Regions from separate parts of the Homo sapiens genome. Here regions 2 and 3 are each linked to region 1. A link is a contact called in ENCODE Hi-C data. All regions are on one chromosome and are shown on one strand. Each heading gives the region's core, a stretch centred on a gene start or an enhancer-like site at or near the end of the contact. The rest is flanking DNA. Distances are from core to core; before and after follow the strand shown.

Region 1 (3,029 bases), core at 56-2,555:
AGTCGGTGGTGGGAGAGAAGCCAAAGTCTGTGACGGTGTCTAGAGGGACTGACACCACATCTACCGGGAGTAAGAACACCATGACAGCGGCTATCTGAAAGCCGTGATGGCTAGGGTTAGTGCTAGTCGGCTTGGTGATGAGCGAGCTGGGAGGGGTTCTACTAAGAAGAGTAGGGCGAGGGGCACATGGGGGACGCAATGGGTTAGGGGGCGGTCGAGACTTTGCCTGAGAACTGTAATCACGTCAGCCCAAGGGAGGATGTAACGTAGTCTAGAAGCTCCATTAAGAGTCCTAAGGGACTCTGAGGGGTACTAATGGGGTCTGCTGGGTTGGGGGGACCGTGACAGAATCTCCGGGGAGGCTGGAGGGCCGGAATGGTGCCCGGCCAATGGAAGATACAGGGGGTGGGGTCTACTGGGGATCCGGGGCCGTGATCTGGTGTTTGGGAGGCTCGGCGCAGACCCGCTCGCGGGGCGTCTCCGCTGGGACGGGGCGGGGCGGCCCGACCGGAGCCAAATAGCGAGGCTGAGACGTGGGCCAGGACGGGCTGCAGGGCCGCTGGGCGCTTGGGCGGGTCTTACCTCGGGCTCCGCCGCGGTGGCCACCGCAGCCCCCTCCTCTTCGACGGAAGCTGCCTTCCACCCTCCGCCCCAGGGTAGGACCGGAGATGGCAGAAGAGGCCGAGGCCACCGAGGGTCGGACGGTTCCGGGAGGGTGGGCCCAGCAGCCTCAGGGTCCGGGCGAGCGGCCGCGGCGCATCCCCCGCCCTGTCAGAGAGACTCCGCCCGGCCTGAGCAGGCACATCCCCCGCCGCACCCCGCCCAGAGAGCACGCGTTGGACCGCCGCCTCAACCGCTGCCAGCGGCCGCCTCTGCCGGTGCAACTACTGCCTCCGCCGCCGCCTCTCGCAGTCCGGGCTGTCCTGTACTCTCTCAACAGACACAGCCAACCGCCGCCGCGTCCCTTATCCGCTTCGGTCGCGCGCCCCCGACCCCGCGCACGCGGCCCCGCCCCGCGCGACTCCCCGGCTGCAGGCGAGCAGGCGCGCGCGCACTTACCTCCCACGCCCCCTACTGCCAGCACGGGTCGGCCCCGCCCTGTCCCGCCCCCGCACGTGACGCCACTGGAGAGTACAGCGTGCGCTTGCGCAGACACGCCCCCTTTCCTACGCCCCAGGCGGCCCCGCCCAAATTTTTTCTTCTTCACCTTACGGCAGAGCAGGGAACTCAGCTTTAGATTCTCCCTGTACTGGAAAGGGATGTCGCAAGGTTGGGGACGAAACCTCTGAGTTTGCGACCGTAGCTGTCGCTTTCCGGCCAACACAGAGGTGCCTGAAGGCTGGTTGGGGTGGTGAGGCCCGAGGCAGGTAAGAAGCCTCCTCCCCACTTCGGTTTGTCTCGGCAGTGGATCGCTCTCCCACCCACTCAGATTCTGGCGTATCCGTGCTCCCTCCCGATTCTGGACCTGGATTCTCAGCGCCGCCGGTCATAGCCCCCGCCCCTTTTCAAACACGCACGCTCTCTCCACCCACTGCCCCCTCCATTGTCCCCGCCCCGACCTCCGTTTCCATTCATTTCTCAGACTTTTCACTGAGTGGTTTCCATGCCTTGGGTTCCAGAATGTCAGAGGCGAATTAAGTGGTGTCAGCTTTTTGAAGTGCTTTTGTATAGGAGACCGTGAGAGAATCCGCAGTGGTAGTACAATAAAGTGACAATAGAGAAAAATGCACGGGATGCTGTCTGCGCACAGAAGAGGGGTCCCAGGTTGTGTAGGAGGATAACGTGAGGAAGCCCTTTCCAGGGTGACTTTTGGGTCACTTTTAGAGGACTGTGTTAAAAGACTAGTAATCCAGTACCTGGTCAAAGAAATACGAAAGGAGGTAAAAGCAGAATAACGGGCGCAAGAGCATGTGACAGTGGTGGTCTGAAAGAGAAAAAAGAAGTAAAATAAACCTGATGGAAACCGTACTAGTGTAGACTTCCCTTTAAAGAAGCATCGTTATAAAGTTAGAGAAATGAGGAACGAGAATATGGCCCTCAGGAATGTTTTCTGTTTAGGTAGAAGACTCAAAAGCGTACCATGAAACCGAGAAGTGGCCTCTTCGAGGGTGAGGGAGGCTAATTTATAAGATCAAGATCACTAGTGGAACGCAACCTTGTATGTGCATTTGAATCACCTGGGAAACTTTTTGTTAAATAAAACCAATACTGTTGCCCCACTCTAGACCAATTAAATTCTGGGTTGTGCCAGGTGTCATTACTGTTTTAAAGCTCCACAGGTGACTCTAATGCTAAAGATTGAGACTCACTAAACTAGAGAGAAGGAAGTTGAGACAGTTGGCTCTGTAACATTAAGATGGAGGTCATTTAGCCGGGCGCGGTGGCTCACGCCTGTAATCCCAGCACTTTGGGAGGCCGAGGCGGGTGGATCACGAGGTCAAGAGATCGAGACCATCCAGGCCAACATGGTGAAACCTCGTCTCTACTAAATATACAAAAAATTAGCCGGGCGTGGTAGCAGGCGCCTGTAGTCCCAGCTACTCGGGAGGCCAAGGCAGGAGAATGGCATGAACCCGGAAGGCGGAGCTTGCAGTGAGCCAAGATCGCGCCACTGCACTCCAGCCTGGGTGACAGAGCGAGACTCCGTCCCCGCCCCCAGAAAAAAAAGATGGAGGTCATTTAACTACAGAGAGGCTTGGAGATGGAATGAGAAACTTGAGCGGCGTTATGTTTGGAATAACTGGTCTGGGAAATGGGAGAAGGAGCCACTCTTGCCTTTCTCTTCAGCACTGTTCATTCCTCAGTGTTTATCAGGTCCAAATTAGTTACTTGTCTCTTTGCTCTCCCGTTCCCTTCCGTCCAGGATTGGTCAGCTGTTGTCTCCAGCCTTAAAGCTCAAAGGCCATCCCCACTTCTGTCCCCAAAATGATCAGAGCTAAGCCAATTTATGAGATGCAGAGACCAACATCCAGAGCTAAGCCAATTTATGAGATGCAAAGACCAACATCCACTCTCATAGAGATTACTAC
Region 2 (3,178 bases), core at 145-2,644, 5.3 Mb after region 1:
GAGCCACCCGGCTCCGTCCCGACGCTGCCGGCGAGGCTGCGCCGATGCTCCCGGGTGCGGGAGCGGGCTGACCGTGTGGACCCGGCAGGAGCCAGAGAAGCCCCTCCTGCCCCGGCCTCCCCGCGTCCAGCTCCTCCAGGCTTCACTTTCCCCCGCAACCTCCCAGCCGCGCCCGGGGGCGTCCCTCGCGGCAGGTCCCAACTTTCCTTCCTCTGGGGGGCGTCGCGCTCCCGGGGCCGCCGCCGAGGGAGGGGGCAGGGGCGGCAGGGGGCGCGCGGCACCGGCGGGGCGCGGGGGTGGCCGGGGAGCTAGAGCCCGCGCCGGGCGGGACGCACCGGCCGCCAGAGCCCCGGCGGCGGCGCCACCCAGAACCCGCGCCGCCACCCAGAACCCGCGCCGCCCCGCCCGGATTCCCCCGGGTCAGCGCCCTCAACCCGCGGCAACCCTGGTCCCACAGACGGCGCGTGAGTAGAAGACAACCGAGCGGACGCGGACAGCCGGGCCGCTGTTACCTGAGGGGCGCACACGCCGCCGCGGCGACCACCATCACCGTCCGTCCCGTCCCCTTCCTGGTGACCACGGCCGCCGCCGCCGAGCAACTGACACTGACTAACAACAACTAACTAACTACTCGCCGCGGCCGAGTCCACCGCGCGCTCCCGGCCGCTCGCCGCCCGCCCAGCCCACCAGCCTGCCCGCCTCCTCTCGGCCCCGCGCGCCGCCCCTCCGCGCGCGCCCTCGCCCGCTCGCCGCGCTCCTGGAGCCGTGAGCACGCGCGCGCTCACGGGCCCCGGTCGTCTCCCAGGTCTCCCTCAGCCCCAGCGGGAGGAGTCACCGCCAGGCCCCTCCTCTCTGCCTTCCAACCTCCAGAGGACGAGACCTAAAGGGTGCCTGATTGGCTGCGGAGGGCGGGGCTAAGACAAGGGGCGGGGCTGCCGAGACCTTGGGCCCGCGTGAGGGAAAATTTGGGTTCGATTAAGCCGCAGAGGAAAAGACCAGGGGAGTCTGGGCCCATTTGGGCGTCGGGGCCCGCTAGGTCAGCCGTCATCGAATACAGAATATGTTTTCGAGGACGCTAATATGTAGTCATGACCAATTTCAGTTCTTCTACTTTCTGCGGGCCTTCGCAATAAAAAAAAAAAAACTACATCTCCCAGAAACCTCCACGAAAATAAGGCTCACCTTGCGTAACCACGTAGTCCTTCGCCGCATTGGGGCAAAATAATCCCTTCATTTTTGTGAAGGTACCGTGGAAAATATTTCATTTTTCTTCTCACCGGAGCAATTGTAAATGCTATGCGGTAAGAGGAGTTACCTGTGGAAAGGTGGTTAAGAGATTAGGTAAAGAAAAGGAAAGGACACCAAAATAAAGTGCTGCGGAAGAATTTTTGTCCAGCTGTGAGACGACGAGTGCGTGAAGTGAAGGCGATTGAGAGGGGCTGAGGGAATTGTCCTCTGTGGAAGGGACTTTCTTTTGGCCCTAGGCCCCTTCCTGCCCCTGTCGTCAGCAGGTCAGTAAGCAAGGCGAGCTTGGGGGTGGCCCCAGTCGAGATGCCCTTCACCCCTTGAAGATCACCCCTCTTTTGGTGGTGGTGGTACTGGTTTGTCTCAGTTGGAGGCCGGCTGAATGGGGGCGCCTCAACTTCCGGTTGGGGGAGGGGAGGAAGGCCGTCCTGGGGAGGGGGGACACCCTCACTTCCTGTGGGGGGGTGGTGATGGTTTGGGGGTGTCCGACCCACTTCCAGTGCTGATGAGGGCTTGAAAAGGTGGTGCTTGGTGCCATTCGCGGAGACATTATCTTGCAGCTTGGGGATTGTGTTTTATGTGAAAAGTTAGATTATTCCAAGTTGTGCTGAACACCAACCTGCAGTCAGAATTTATGAGTTTGCTTCCACGTGGAATATGGAGCATTTCCTCCCCAGCAAAATTGTCTGTGTTTTCTTCAAAGAATTCGAAAGCCCTTGTTAAAAATCTCTATGCACCTTTGCAAGACGACATAGCTTGTGTGACTGATGAATTGCCAACACCTGCACCCCTACTCAAGTCCAGCCTTGGCTGGGTGAAGTGTGGTGCCCTCTGCCTTGACATGCAACAGGAAATCTAGCTTCTCTTTTAAGGAGATAACTTTTTATTTAGGGGACTGAATATTTTACATAAAATCTGGGGCATTTTCATCTTAGCAGAATGAAAGTATCACACTGAAGTACTCAAATTTGAGGTTACCTTAACTGATAAAATTGACATCTTAAATTATTAGGACTGTTGATTTTGGGCTACAGGTTTTGCCCTGTGCCTGAGAACAGCTTCTTCAGCCTTAAAAATTCTTATGTGTAGCTTACACGTAACATTTTTGAAAGTTGTATTTTATTACATTTTCCTCCTTTGTAATTTAATTCATCACTGATTTTTAAATGGTATCTGTTCTTTGTGGTTTTAAAGTATAAAGCAAGGGTCATGAGACTCAGCTCAGATTCTAAACAGGAAAAAGTTGGCTCACAAAGGACAAAAGGTCAATAAGAACTTTCTGGTTTTCAGTAGCTCATTTTTAATAAACTATATGTGAGGCGGTAATAAACACTCAATAATTTTGATTCCTTGGTTCTGTTGTCAGATAACACAATACTTAGAAGGGTGTGTGTCTGTGTATTGAAGGAATCAATCTATTTGAAGCTTACTTTGTGAAATCTGAATGTTAGTAATTTTAGTATATATATCAGTGAACCTAGAACTGTATTGTCTTGCAAGAATTTTTGAAGTAATAAGGCCTGTGTACTTTTTCTTTTGGGATTGTACTTAATCTAGCCTCAGACTCTGCGATTATTTTAATTCTATAATAGTTTTTTTAAAAAGCTGTTTGGTCACGCCTGTAATCACAGCACTTTGGGAGGCCTAGGCGGGCAGATCACGAGGTCAGGAGTTCGAGACCAGCCTGGCCAGCATGGTGAAACCCCGTCTCTACTAAAAATACAAAAATTAGCTGGGCGTGGTGGCGTGCGCCTGTAGTCCCAGCTACTCAGGAGGCTGAGGCAGGAGAATTGCTTGAACCCGGGAGGCGGAGGTTGCAGTGAGCCAAGATCGCTCCACTGCACTCCAGCCTGGGCGACAGTGAGACTCCGTCTCAAAAATAGATAAATAAATAAATAGCTGTTTGGGTTAGGGTTCATTAGAAAATATGTTT
Region 3 (2,977 bases), core at 362-2,861, 6.3 Mb after region 1:
TATATTGGAGTTTGGGTTGACAGGGCTTGGATCAATGATTAAAGGGAGTGGATGAAGGAGTCAGGTATAATGTGTTGATTTCTGGCTTGGGCAACCAGGTGGATGGTGGCGCCATTCGCTAATACAGGCAATACAAAAGGAATAGTAGGTTTAAGGAGGGAAATGACGAGTTCAGTTTTGGAGATTTTTAGTTTGAGGTGCCTTGGGATGTGGAGGCATCCCATGGGTACTAGGATATACACCTCCGGGTTTAGGAGATAGGCTCAGGTCACAGGCAGACTGGGAAGCATCAACATATTAACTAATAACTGAAGTCAAAGGAAGTGTGAGATGGGCCAGGGAAAATGGACAGAGGGAGGAGGTACAAGGCCAGAGCCCTGGGACACATTTAATGTCCAATATATTTTTTTTTGAGACAGGGTCTTGCTGTGTTGCTCAGGCTGGAGTGCAGTGGTGCAATCATGGCTCACCACAGCCTCAATCTCCTGGGCCCAAGTGATCCTCCCACCTCAGCCTCCTGAGTAGCTGAGACTACAGGTGCATGCCACCACACTCAGCTAATTTTTAAATTTTTTTTGTAGAGATAGGGTCTCACTACGTTGCTGTGTTTGGTCTTGAACTTTTCAGCTCAAGCCATCCTCCCACTTTGGCCTCCTAAAGTGCTGGAATTACAGGCATGAGCTACTGTGCCCATCAAGTGCCCAGTACATTTAAAAGCTGGGCGGAGGAAGAGGTCTGCAGAGGAGCCTGAGATCAAGCACCCTTAGGAGAAGAAACAAAAGTAGAGTCTGAAGTCACAGAAGCTGATGGAAGAGTATTTTTCAACAATGGGAGAGAACCAGTCAAGATTGAGATATGTGAGATTAGAAAGTGGAGTTATAGCTGGCCTTGGCTAAAGGCATTTCTGGGAGTGGAAGCCAGACTGGAAGAGGATAAGAAGTGGGTGGGGGAGAGCCGAGTATGAGCGACTCTTTCTGGTAAGTTGCTGCGACAGGAGATAATGCTGGGTAGGTGGAGAACACAGGGACCGGAGGAGCTGAGGCGGAAGGATGGAGAGGCTTAAGCATGTGTTAACTGCCACTGGGAAGAAGTCGGCAATCACGGAAGCTACCGGAGGGTAAGAAAAAATTCATTCATTCAACAGTTGAGCGCCTCCCACGCGCCCGATCAGTATGGCCGCCCCCACTTGAAAACACGCGTGTGGGCCGCCCACGTCTGACAAGTTAATGCAAGGCTTTATAGTTAGGGGAAAGCGGTTCTCCTTGAGCTCTTTCTCCTAGCAGTTCCGATTCCGACCCTGACTCCAACAGACACCTTGCGGGAACGCAAACACCGCTCGAATTCATGACCCCAATAGAAAACTTAAGGCCGCAACTAAGTAACGGATCGCTGCGAAGGCCAAACTAGCCACGCCAACGCCCCCACTGGAGCCTCCCCAGCGCTCCGCCCCCGCTCGCGAGAACAGCGGCGACGGCGCGAGAAATCGCTTTCTGGTTAGCTCCGCCCCTTCCCTTTCTTTGTTTTCCTGTCCGACGATCTCGCGGGAGTTAGGCGACAAATCCCGCGAGCGCAGACCCGGGGCTGGCTCTGCTGCTCTCGCGATATTTGCGCGAGCCTGCTTCCTTCTTTCCTCCCTTGCCAGTCCGCCTGTCTTCCTCCCCGTCTTCCCTGCCCGGCCTCCCCCTTCTTCCCCCGCTGGCCCCCTCCCCGGAGGGATAATATGGTCTCCGGCGATGGACGCCCCAAAAGCAGGTCAGTTTCGGGCCTCCGAGCTGGGTCTGGCAGTTGGAAACGCGCGCTGCCTAGGCGCCGAATTCCTTGCTTTTCTCGCCTGGAGTCGCTCGGCAGGCGCCCAGGCCCTCGGGGCTCGGGTTGTGCTCCCCTCGGGGCCTGCCTGCTGGGCCGCCCTTTGAGCCTAGGCCGCGGAAGCTGGGGCTCCCGATCCCCACCCTCCTGCGCGACACCCGCAGGGCGGGCCACCCCACCGCTGGCCTTGACCCGCACCCCTCTCTCTCCGGTGGCCGCTGCCTGCTGCCAGCGGCTTCCTGGCCCCCGTCAGCAACACCAGGGGCAGGGAGAGGCCCACCGTCTTCTCCTGCCCGCCCCCCATTGGCGAGCGATGAAGGCGGGGGCCTGCGTCTCCGTGTTCGGGTCTCACGCAGCTAGATGTTGATTCCACGGTCCAGCCTAAGGCCCCTCAGTCTCTCTGTGCCTCTGGAAGCCGAATGAGGGGCAGTCAAGGTTGAACATTGGTCAGTCAGTTCTCCGACCATTTATTGCACCGCTGTCTCCTCCCCCGTCCACCTCCCTCTACAAAAAAAAAAAAAGAGAAAAAAATACTATTCATTCTGAAAATGGGCTGTGCTTATGTTTTCTCCTTTTGGATGAAAGCCTTAACAATGTTGAGGGTCCTGGCCACCCACCGCTATGAGTCTGCACAAAAGATCTGAAGGTTCTTTTCAACCTCAGGGCTGCCTCCCCGCCACTGCCCCCTAGAATGTTGGGAGCTGAGGCACGTTTAAATGAGACCTCTGGATCTTTGACTTAGTAGTTCAGCTTCAGTTCGTGCAAAACCAGAAGACTTGTCTCTTTCGGGTAGAATATGCTAATTTCCTAGAGATTCTGTTACTTTTATTTTCAGTACTAAGCCCTGGTAAGGACTTAACTGAGAAGTTTTTTTGTTTTGGTTTATTGAATGCTCTGTAAAAATCCGTCTTTTAGTTTTTTTTTTTAATCAGTCCCTCTAATGTTAATTGTGGAATTCACAAATTCCTGTCTCTGCAGTTTTCAAGACATGTCTTTCCAAAACGTCCCCGTGGATTATTTAAATCATTCTTATTGTCCCTTTCCAGGTATTCTTATCACATTTCAGGAGTGAATTATCTTACTAGTTTTTACTTGACAAATTATGGTTTAGAACTATGCTTTCCAGTGTGGTGGATACTAGCCCTGTGTGACTTTAAATTAATCAAAATTA

What was found. A loop is a pair of places that touch in the nucleus more often than their neighbours do. Pooled maps may share reads with other maps.
Region 2: a map of CD8-positive, alpha-beta T cell shows a loop between it and region 1 (25-fold over the local background). The contact joins the promoter of HMG20A here to the promoter of SENP8 in region 1. A Hi-C loop is called at or near these places in 3 of 168 maps with a recorded cell type or tissue (CD8-positive, alpha-beta T cell and naive thymus-derived CD4-positive, alpha-beta T cell) and 7 of 50 pooled maps.
Region 3: a map of B cell shows a loop between it and region 1 (21-fold over the local background). The contact joins the promoter of IREB2 here to the promoter of SENP8 in region 1. A Hi-C loop is called at or near these places in 2 of 168 maps with a recorded cell type or tissue (B cell and naive thymus-derived CD4-positive, alpha-beta T cell) and 6 of 50 pooled maps.

What each region holds. Positions count from the first base shown.
Region 1 is chr15:72,117,098-72,120,126 of GRCh38, forward strand. It overlaps SENP8 (SUMO peptidase family member, NEDD8 specific), which reads left to right and starts at 1,306. Exons shown (of 2, transcript NM_145204.4): 1 at 1,306-1,367. MYO9A (myosin IXA) reads right to left here and starts at 1,053. Exons shown (of 42, transcript NM_006901.4): 1 at 583-1,053. RefSeq lists an enhancer at 1-204 and a silencer at 405-1,174.
Region 2 is chr15:77,419,494-77,422,671 of GRCh38, forward strand. It overlaps HMG20A (high mobility group 20A), which reads left to right and starts at 1,395. Exons shown (of 10, transcript NM_001304504.2): 1 at 1,395-1,511. PEAK1 (pseudopodium enriched atypical kinase 1) reads right to left here and starts at 611. Exons shown (of 10, transcript NM_001385026.1): 1 at 513-611. RefSeq lists silencers at 1-206, 217-386, 637-956 and enhancers at 1,407-1,456, 1,847-1,896.
Region 3 is chr15:78,436,605-78,439,581 of GRCh38, forward strand. IREB2 (iron responsive element binding protein 2) reads left to right here and starts at 1,612. Exons shown (of 22, transcript NM_004136.4): 1 at 1,612-1,752. The coding sequence starts at 1,734. RefSeq lists enhancers at 1,147-1,226, 1,297-1,356 and a silencer at 1,827-2,066.